2 separate regions of the Homo sapiens genome follow, and region 2 is linked to region 1. Evidence: read pairs that join two places in POLR2A ChIA-PET (ENCODE). Cell type or tissue: OCI-LY7. All regions are shown on one strand. Each heading gives the region's core, and the rest is flanking DNA. Links, peaks and the distances in the headings are about the cores only.

Region 1 (5,378 bases), core at 230-5,229:
CACTCATCAGGTATTCCTGCCCCCACCATCCTCCACAGGTACCTGAAAAGTCCACATAAACATCAACCCCAGCTCCAAGCTGCAGGATGTTGGCAACGTGGCATCCCACTCTGCAGCGGGGGAATCCTTGCAATAAACACATTGGACAATGGTGGAGAGGTCTCACCTAGGTACTTCCCCCACCCAAATTTTAAGCTCTTTGTTTTGAAATAATTACACACTCAAAGGCAAGTGTTAGAGCAGCACACAGGGATTCACATATCAGTCACCCAGCTTCCCCAATGGTGAGATTTTTTTTTTTTCTTTTTTTTGAGATGGAGTCTTGCTCTGTTGCCCAGGCTGGAGTGTAGTGGCGTGATCTTGGCTCACTGCAACCTCTACCTCCCAGGTTCAAGTGATTCTCCTTCCTCAGCCTCCCAAATAGCTGGGACTACAGGCATGCGCCACCACACCCAGCTAATTTTTGTGTTTTTAGTAGAGATGGGATTTCGCCGTGTTGGCCAGGCTGGTCTTGAACTCCTGACCTCAGGTGATCTGCCTGCCTTGACTTCCCAAAGTGCTGGGATTATAGGCATGAGCCACCACACCCATCCCCAATGGTGAAATCTTATATAGCCATAGTATAACATCTAAACCAGAAAACTGACATTGCTCTTTGTGTATTACTATTAGCCAGTCTACAGACCTTACTCAGTTTTTACCATTTTTAAAAACTGCATTCATTTGTATGTATGTAGTTCTAGTTTTATCCTATGTACAAATCTGTGTAACCAGCACCACAGTTAAGATACAGAATCATTCCATCACCTCGAAATCACAGCCTCATGCTACCTCTTTGTATTCTCAGCCACCCTCACCCTCTCCCAGCTCCTCACCCCGTCTTCGTCCTCTGGCAACCACTAATCTGCTCTCCATCTCTATAGTTGTGTCACTTTGAGATGTTATGTAAATGGAATCACACAGTATGTAATCTTTTGACACTGGCTTTTTTTCACTAAGCATAACACTCTTGATGTCCATCTAGGTTGCTGCATGTATCAGTAGTTCATTCTTTGCTATTGCTGGGGAGTATTCCATGGTATGGATGTACCAGAGTTTGGTCAACCATTCTCCCACTGAAGGGTTGTTTCCAGTATTTTGTTGTTACAAATAAAGCTGCCATAAACATTTCTCAGGCCGGGCGCAGTGGCTCACGCCTGTAATCCCACCACTTTGGGAGGCCGAGGTGGGCGGATCACGAGGACAGGAGATCAAGACCATCCTGGCTAACATGGTGAAACCCCGTCTGTACTAAAAATACAAAAAATTAGTCGGGCGTGGTGGCGAGCGCCTATAGTCCCAGCTACTTGGGAGGCTGAGGCAGGAGAAGGCGTGAACCCGGGAGGCGGAGCTTGCAGTGAGCCGAGATGGTGCCACTGCACTCCAGCCTGGGAGACAGAGCGAGACACCATCTCAAAAACACAAAAAACAACATTTCTCTGCAAGTTTTTGTGTGAACTTAAATTTTAATTTATCTGGGATAAATGCACAAGAATACAGTTGCTGGGTTATATGATAATTGCATGTTTAGTCTTATAAGAAATTGCAGGCCGGGCGCGGTGGCTTATGCTTGTGATCCCAGCACTTTGGGAGGCCAAGGCGGGAGGATCACGAGGTCAGGAGCTCGAGACCAGCCTGGCCAACAAGGTGAAACCCTGCTTCTACTAAAAATACAAAAATTAACCGGATGTGGTGGTGCACCCCTGTAATCCCAGCAACTCAGGAGGCTGAGACAGGAGAATCACTTGAACCTGGGAGGCAGAGGTTGCAGTGAATCGAGATCATGCCACTGCACTGCAGCCTGGGTGACAGAGAAAGACGCCATCTCAAAAAAGAAATTGCCAAACTGTTTTCCAAAATGTCTATACCTTGTTACATTTATATATATATATATTTTTTTAAAAGTTATATATATATATTATATATTAAATATATATATATATATATATATATATATATATATATATATATATATATATATATATATATGCACCAGGCCCCAGTATTGGTTTTCCTTAGAGCTAGAAGCAGTTTTAGCTGGGAGCTGAAGTCTTAGACCAAATCAAAGTGCCTGAAAGTAGGCAGGGCGCAGTGGCTCACGCCTGTGATCCTGGCACTTGGGAAGGCCGAGGCAGCCGGATCACTTGAGGTCAGGAGTTTGAAACCAGCCTGGCCGACATGGTGACCCCATCTCTAATAAAATGCAAAATAAAAAAATTCACCAGCCATGGTGGCAGGCGCCTGTAATCCCAGCTACTTGGGAGGCTGAGGCAGGAGAATTGATTGAACCCTGGAGGTGGAGGTTGCAGTGAGCCAAGATCACTCAGTGATCTGAAAGTAGAATTTAAGGAATCAGCAAGCCAGTGGAAAAGGCTTTGGAAGGAGGGAAGAAAGAAAAGAAGAAGAGGAGATGTTGATGTTTTATAAGAAGAATGTAAAGCAGCAGATTGCCAATGGTGGGATTTCTGGCACTCTAACGGGCTGGTGCACAGAAAGACTTTCCAGACAATCGGGTCACTACCAACATCACCCTGGCCAAAAGCTCAGCCCTGTATTTTTTAAAGTCCAGATACCAGAAAAACCTCTTGAGAGGTAAAATGAAATTTCTGCAACAATAGGGAATTAGGACAGCAAAGAATCAGCATCTTTAAAAACCACATATTAGATATTTACTTATTTACATATTTCCACAGGCCAGTGTCATAACAAATATAGACCTTCCTACAGTACTTTACAGTTGACAAAGCCATTTTACTGCTCATCTGCTCTTCACAATAATTCTGTGAGGGCAGCTATTACCGTCCTTCTCTTAGTGGTGAGATAATGAGGCTCAGAGAGGTGAAAGGTCACACAGCCAGGAAGTGGTGAAGCTGAGACCTGGTGCCTAGTCTTTGGATGCCAAAGCCAGTTTCCTTCCCAACACTCCACAGATGCTTTCAGAAGCATAGCCTGAAAGGCCAGAGATGGGTGTCATAGGGCCTCACATTACCTTTTATGAACTTGTGGGAGTTATAGCCAAGAAATTACATCAATACACCAAGATGCAAAATAATTCATGGAAAACAAAGCTTACAGGAAGGTGAAATTAGCTACATTTCCCAACCATCCCTATCACTACCTGTAACCTAAGGGGAAAGACCAGAATTGGTGACAATGTGATCAGAAAAGTGTTGTAATAGCAGCCACCCAGGCATCCAAGGCCCTCCAATGTCCTTGGTTTTAAGATCATTTTTCTCTGCAGTTTGTGGCGAGAGCGCCCCCATGTGTTTCTTTTTTCTTTTCCTTTTTTTTTTTTTTTTTTGAGATGGAGTTGCCCAGGCTGGAGTGCAATGGCCCATCTTGGCTCACTGCAACTTCCACTTCCAGGGTTCAAGCAATTCTCATGCCTCAGCCTCTCGAGTAGCTGGGATTACAGGTGCGTGCCACCATGGCAGGCTAATTTTGGTATTTTTAGTAGAGATGGGGTTTCCCCACGTTGGCCAGGCTGGTCTCGAACTCCTGACCTCAAGTGATTGGCTTGCCTTGGCCTCCCAAAGTGCTGGGATTACAGGCATGGGCCACCGCTCCAGTTTTAATTATCGGCGGGGCGTGGTAGCTCATGCCTGTAATCCTAGCACTTTGGGAGGCCAAGGTGGGCCAATCACTTTAGGGCGGGAGTTCGAGACCAGCCTGGCCAACATGCAGAAACCCCGTCTCTACTAAAAATACAAAAATTAGCCAGACGTGGTGGCGCGTGCCTGGAATCTCAACTGCTCAGGAGGCTGAGGCACGAGAATCACTTGAGCCTGGGAGGCAGAGGTTGCAATGAGCCGGGATTGTGCCACTGCACTCCAGCCTGGGTGACAGAGTGAGACTCCATCTCAAAACAAAACAACTCAGTTTTAATTTTGAATATAGTGAATATAGATAGCTCTAATTTACATAATCAAATCCCTTTGGAGTCCCTTTAATAGTGTAAAGGGTTCCCAAGAGCAGAAAGTTGGAGAATCACCATATCATATCATTCTTTTTTCCATAATCTTCTTGGAAAACCCCCGTCTGTACTAAAAATACAAAAATTAGCCAAGCATGGTGGTGCGTGCCTGTATTCCCAGCTACTTAGGAGGCTGAGGCATGATAATTACTTGAACCCGTGAGGTGGAGGTTGCGGTGAGATGAGATCGCACCACTGCACTCCAGCCCAGGCAACGGGGTGAGACTCTGTCTCAAAAAAATAATAATAATAATAAATAAATAAAATATGAAATTTTTAAAAAATTAAAAATGTAATTATTTTAAAATAGCAGTATAAACTCCTTACATATTAACACATCACTTTTTGTTGTTGTTGTTGTTGGTTTTGAGACAGAGTTTCGCTCTTGTTGCCCAGACTGGAGTGCAATGGCGTGATCTTGGCCCACCACAACCTCTGCCTCCTGAGTTCAAGTGATTCTCCCGCCTCAGCCTCCCAAGTAGCTGGGATTACAGGCATAAGCCACAGCGCCCAGCAAATTTTTTTTTTTTTTTTTTTTTTGAGATGGAGTCTCACTGTCGCCCAGGCTGGAGTGCAGTGGTGCGATCTCAGCTCACTGCAAGCTCCGCCTCCTGGGTTCACACCATTCTCCTGCCTCAGCCTCCCAAGTAGCTGGGACTACAGCCGCCCGCCACCACGCCTGGCTAATTTTTTTTTTTTTTAATTTTTTGTATTTTTAGTAGAGACGGGGTTTCACCGTGTTAGCCAGGATGGTCTCGATCTCCTGACCTTATGATCCACCCACCTCAGCCTCCCAAAGTGCTGGGATTACAGGCGTGAGCCACCATGCCTGGCCTAATTTTGTATTTTTAGTAGAGACGGGGTTTCTCCATGTTGGTCAGGCTAGTCTCGAACTCCCAACCTAAAGTGATCCACCCACCTTGGCCTCCCTAAGTGCTGGGATTACAGGCGTGAGCCACCGCGCCCAGCCAACATACCACATTTTTAATTGTGAAGAATAACTATTTCCCAAAGCAAAAAATCACAGAAGGATGGCATTGTTTTACATTTTTGCAGATCTCTTTACTGTCTGGCTTAATAGAAGACAGCTAGATTCTCATATCTGCTTCTTCAGCCCATTGCAATTTTACATGTCATGTAGCCCCTAGAAAACACCACTGTGCACTCATGGGAGAATGAGAGGGAAAATGTCTTAGCATTGTTACAGAAATAGTTTTGACCTTGAAAACCCTTAGGTCCCTATGTGTCCCTAGACTACTCTTTGGGATCTGCTTATCTAATGTACATTCAAAACTACTTTGTAAACATTCCTATAGTAGCAAAAGTCAGGAGGCCTGGTGTTCTAGTCCTGTCTCTGAATGACCTG
Region 2 (5,378 bases), core at 240-5,239, 88 kb before region 1:
TCCATCCCCCAGAACCTGCAGAGCCTGTAAATGCCAGAGAAATCTCATCATCTCACACAGCTGATGTGGTAGAGGTGGACCCAGAGGTCACACCTGGGTGGCTTCAGGCTATATCTAGCCTATGAGATTTTTTGTTCTTTTTTGGTCTGCACAGTGATGTCAGAATTGGAAATCTTCACCTGAAAGTCCAATTTTCTGATTTCACTTGAAATATTGGCAGACTCAGCCACACTGAACCCATACTGATGCATGATGATGACAGCTGGAGCTGAGCAGCAGTTGCTCCCTTGAGAAGGAGCACAAGCTCTCTGGGTTGTATGGTCCCCGCCACTCTGGGTTGGTTAACATGGTAGGCAGGATCATAGTCACCTCCAAAGATGTCTGTGTCCTAATCCCTATAATTTGTGAATGTACTGTTACACGGCAAGTGGGAATTAAGTTTGCAGATGGAATGAAGGTTGCTATGCAGGATTATCTAGGTGGGTCCAATGGAATCAGAAGGGTCCTTAAAAGTGGGAGAGGGCAGCAGAAAAGAGTCAGAGAAAGAGAGGCAACCACGAAAACAGGGTCAGAGAGATGCCATGTTGCTGGCTTTGAAAATGAAGGAAGGGGTCACAACCCAAGGAATGTTGGCAGCCTCCAGAAGCTGGAAAAGGCAAGGAAATCAATTATCTTCCAGATTCTCCGAAAGGGAAGTCCCTGCAAACACCCTGATTTTAGCCCAGTGAGATCAGGTTGGTTTGAGAGCATAAACTTAAGTTGTTTTAAGTGACTAAGTTTGTAGTCATTTTGTTATAGCAGCAATAGAGAAGTAATACAGTTAATATGGGCCCTTGTAGGTCTCCAGGGATGGGGGAGTGGGGCACAGCTGTGAGAGCTGTTGTAAGTGTGCAAGACTCATAGCTTAAAGAGCTCGGTAAATGGCCATGAATGTTCTAATGAATAGGCGTAGCAGGCGGGTTCTGGGCAGAGTAGAGATATGGGTGACCCTTGCTTTGGTTTTTTCTCCCTCCACTCTTGTGACACCCTCTGCCCAGTTTCCTTCACAGCCCTGGGGCTTGCTGAGAGAGCCGGGCTGATATGTCAGGCCTTCAGCATTGAGTAGGGCAATCACTTAGCAAGTTGGCAGGTCTCAGCAGCTGGTGGAGGAATCTGGGCTCTGACTGAGGACAGGATTAGAGGTCAAAGTGGGAAAGTAGGGAATAGGCCCCAGACTGAGTAAAAAGACCAGGAGAGCTGAAGGTGGGGGAGGGTCAGGAGCAGGTTCTGAAAGGGGGTGCAAAGCTAGGCAGGGCCCAGACTTGAGGCCTGTTCTAGGTGGTGCTGGCTGGTAGGGGAATGACTGATGGTCTAGGATTGCTGAGGACAACTGTGCACCTGCCAGCACTGTCCTAAGCCTGCCTCTGAACACTAAGCTGTCAGCCTCTGTTTACCTTCCACTCTCAGTATAACCTGCATTCGGCCTATTTGTTGGGAGGCAACTGAAAAACTAATTTATCCTGAATTATTCTTAGTGACTGATAGTGGCTTACTGTGTCAGATACTTGCCAAGGAGATTCATGTTGAAGTGCATATCATTTTAACCTAAAAAGATGAAGTGCATTTAAGGTAGCAGTGTCTGAGAAGGAAAACCTCATGGCTACTGGTGGTGGGGGGTGGCAGGGAACATAGGATGTCACACGGTGGACAGCCTTACCTGCTCACAGGGCTGTACACCCCCAGGAGGTCTCTCATATTCCAGCCCCCATGTCCTTAAGTCTCTTTAGATTTTTTTCACCTGGGCTTTCATTACAATTCTTTTACTTTCCGTGTTTCCTGGGTAAGCTTGTTTATATATTTTTAGCAAACATTCATGTAACACTATGTGCCAGGCACCATTCTAAGTGCTTTACAAATGTTTATTTAGGTAACAGAGGTACTGTTGCCTCCATTTTACAGATAAGGAAACTGAGACACAGAGAGGCTAATTTGCCCAAGACCACGTGGCTAGCGAGTGGCTACACTTTCTGAGCCTCGGCTTTCTTGGCTGTTAAATTGATATGTATATACAAGCGCCCTCTGCATAGCAGGGCTTCTCAGACCCAACACTATTGACATTTTGGGCTGGATAATTCTTTGTTGTGAGGCTGTCCTGTGCATTGCAGGATGTTTAGCGGTATCCCTGGCCTCTACCACATAGGGTATTCACTGCCAAGAGATGCCAGTAGCAACTCCCACTCAAGCTGTGACAAACCTAAAATGTCCCCTGATCTTGCCAAATGTCCTCTGGGGGCAAAATCAACCCTAGTTTAGAACCACTGCCTAATAGGATCCTGGGGAGGATTAAATGAGCTATTTCATATAAAATACCTTCCGGCAATCCCTTCCCCATTCCTTCCATAACTCTATGGTGAGTTCTAACTCCTCAGAACCCTCTTGTTCTTTCTGTTCCTCTACTGTTTGGAAAATGTGCCCACCTATGGAGACTGGGTGCTTGAGAGCTTCTTGCAAATCCAAAGCTGTTCCAGGAGCTAGACCTGATTCCAGTCCTGTCATTTCCACAGACATGCTGTGGGACCTTGGCTGAAGTCCTTCCCCTCCTTGAGCCTCGGTTTCCCCATGTGTACGAGGGGGCTGACCCAGAAGCTTTCCGAAAGGTCTTCTCACTGCAGGAATCAGTGACTGGGTGATTCATACCAAGTGCAAATTCCCCTCACAAAGTCCAAATTCTTCCAGCGACTTAGTCATTCCAGGGTTTGAACTTTCTCGCAAAAACCATTTGAAAAATTCTTCCAGCTTAAAAAAAAAAAAAAAAAGCTATTAAAAGAAAGTAAAAGTTTCAAAACCAAATCCTAGGCAAACAACCCTGAAAACAATACACACACATACATATACATACAGCACCCAAGGTAGCTCTGAGAACAGGATATGAAACCTTGCAGGCCGGCACTAAGAAATGATTCACAGGCCTTTGAGATGCTTCTATTTCAAGACACAGTCCACCCACTGGATCTGGTGGCTCCAAAAACAAACTTTCAGCTGCTGTTTCTTATCGCAGTGTGGTTCGCCTGGCCAGTATCCTTGGGTCTCAAGAGCTCCAGACAGAAGACAAGGTTGAGTCCTGTGAATTCCCTTTCTGTTCTATTTCAAGCCTCAAGCTGCTGGCTTGTTTAAAGAAAGTCTTTTGCATCCACCTTTTGGTTGGCTGACCCGAGTTTAAAGCAACATAGCCTAATGGGTTCGTAGCACAGCCTGCGAATTCATAATTTTAGTTTAGCAAGGCCTCTGTGTGGCTCCAGCAAGTCCTACTGGATCCTGGGCTGGTCATTCTAGAAGCTGTCTCCAGCTAAACAATCCTGCCTGGCTTTCCTTATACATATCAATATTATACTTGCCCTAGGCCAGGATTAAGAATTTTAGCACAAATTCAAAATTTCATGCTTTTATGTAAAATAGAAATATAAAAGTAATTCATTCGATGAAATGCTTACTGAGTGCTCACTATATGCCAAGCACCAGCAATGTACTGGCGATAAAATACAGCCCCTGCCTTCAGGAGCCACATTGAACAGGAAAAGCAGACAATCTAAATATACATAGTAGAAACACATGGAACTATTCCCTATGGGAAATGCCCTGCATAAAAAGTGATACCAAAGTTGGAGCAAAATTGAAAGAAATGCAAATGCTTGTGATACGGTTAAGTACATTTTCATCTGTACTTACCCTTGATTTTGTTTTAGATTTAGAAAATCTTGAACTTTCACTGTTGCTTCATTTGCCCTCCAAAAATCCAGAATCTTACAGAAAGGGTCAGTGTCTGGATCAAACATGTTTCTTATCTAATTTCCTTGCCCCAGTTTTTGTTTATGCCATCATTGCTGCATGGAGTCCTCCCTCCTCTCCTTGTGTATCCTCCAAGTTCTGATGCAAAGCCCACTTCCTCCAGGAAGCATTCGCAGACCCATCTGGCCACATCCTCGCTGTTCTCTAAACACACATATCTCATGCTCTTGACTTGGCCTTTAGCCTGTCCTGCCTTATGATCTCTCTTGTACTTCTGTCCTGAAGTTTTATCTAACTTATGAATTGGGGGAAAGAGGACAGGCACTGACATTTATTAAGTGTTTTATTGGTGACGGGCATTTTGCTAGCTCTTTACTGTATATAATGTGCCTGGTATGTAGAAGATGTTCAATAAATATTTGTTCAACGAATGCTTCAGTGATTTGGCTTAAACCTAACAATAACCCTATGAGACCAATTCTATTAGTATTCCCATTTTACAGATAAGAGAACTGAGGCACAGACAGGTAAAGTCTGCATTTGAGGGCTTTCTGTCTTAAAAGTTGAAGTTCAGACTTTCTCTTCTTCTCTGTTGCTTTTTTCTGCAAATAGATTTCCCTGAAGTGTCTTGATTAATTAATAGGACATATACTGTGCTCCCTGCTTTATCCCATCTCAGGCAATATTACCTGTTCTCTCCGTTGTGAGCCCATATTTGTATTTCTACAGTTAGTTTAGAAACCACTCTGCATCAGGCGTGGTGACTCACGCCTATAGTCCCAACACTTTGGGGAGGCTGAGGCGGGTAGATTGCTTGAACTCAGGAGTTCGACATCAGCCTGAGCAACATGGCAAAACCCCATCTCTACAAAAAAATGAAAAATTAGCCAGGCCTGGTAGTGCACATCTGTGGTCTCAGCTACTGGGGAGGCTGAGGTGGGAGGATCATTTGAGCCCAAAAGGTGGAGGCTGCATTGAGCGAAGATTGTGCCACTGTACTCCAGCCTGGGTGACAGAGTGAGACCCCATCTCAAATAAAAAAAATCATCACCCCACCATTACCTGTGCCTTGTCTACCTTTCCCACTAGACCATAGGCAGCACTAATGTAGTATGACTGCTGTGCCCCTGGCTGGCACACTGCTCATGCTCAGTGAAGATTTGCTGAGCCAGGGTGGTAGTGGTGGTGGTGGTGGTGATAACAATAGGTTGAGTAGTGATGTTCCCCAAAAGATATGTGTTAATTTTTTTTTTTTTTTTTTTTTTTTTTTTTAGATAGAGTCTTGCTCTGTTGCCCAGGCTGGAGTGCAGTGGTGCGATCTCGGCTCACTGCAAGCTCTGACTCCCGAGTTCACACCATACTCCTGCCTCAGCCTCCTGAGTAGCTGGGACTACAGGCGCCGGCCACCATGCCTGGCTAAGTTTTTGTATTTTTAGTAGAGACGGGGTTTCACCGTGTTAGCCAGGATGGTCTAGATCTCCTGACCATGTGATCCACCTGCCTCGGCTTCCCAAAGTGTTGGGATTACAGGCGTGAGCCACTGTGCCCGGCCAGATATGTGTTAAATTTTAATACCCAGTACCTGTGAATGGGACCTTATTTGGAAATAGGGT

Evidence for each region. ChIA-PET counts read pairs that join two places held together with the same protein. Peaks named below come from ENCODE experiments on the same cell type or tissue, not always from the same donor. Only the 100,000 strongest peaks of a DNase experiment are listed, where the experiment ranks them.
Region 2: POLR2A ChIA-PET joins it to region 1 with 8 read pairs; 6 of 35 experiments call an interaction of 5 or more read pairs at or near these places.

The regions. Positions count from the first base shown.
Region 1 is chr1:23,662,143-23,667,520 of GRCh38, forward strand. No RefSeq gene overlaps it. Among named protein-coding and RNA genes, the nearest start is that of RPL11, 27 kb to the right of the region's middle. In OCI-LY7, for the core only: CTCF peaks have their summits at 3,284 and 3,483; DNase peaks (open chromatin) are centred at 2,909 and 3,259; H3K4me3 peaks cover 40 bases; H3K27ac peaks cover 1,601 bases.
Region 2 is chr1:23,574,559-23,579,936 of GRCh38, forward strand. It overlaps LOC107984928 (a long non-coding RNA gene), which reads right to left and starts at 3,149. Exons shown (of 2, transcript XR_007065540.1): 1 at 2,869-3,149; 2 at 1,878-2,775. RefSeq lists an enhancer at 199-288. In OCI-LY7, for the core only: CTCF peaks have their summits at 2,092 and 2,295; DNase peaks (open chromatin) are centred at 943, 2,113, 2,943 and 3,943; H3K4me3 peaks cover 4,425 bases; H3K27ac peaks cover 5,000 bases.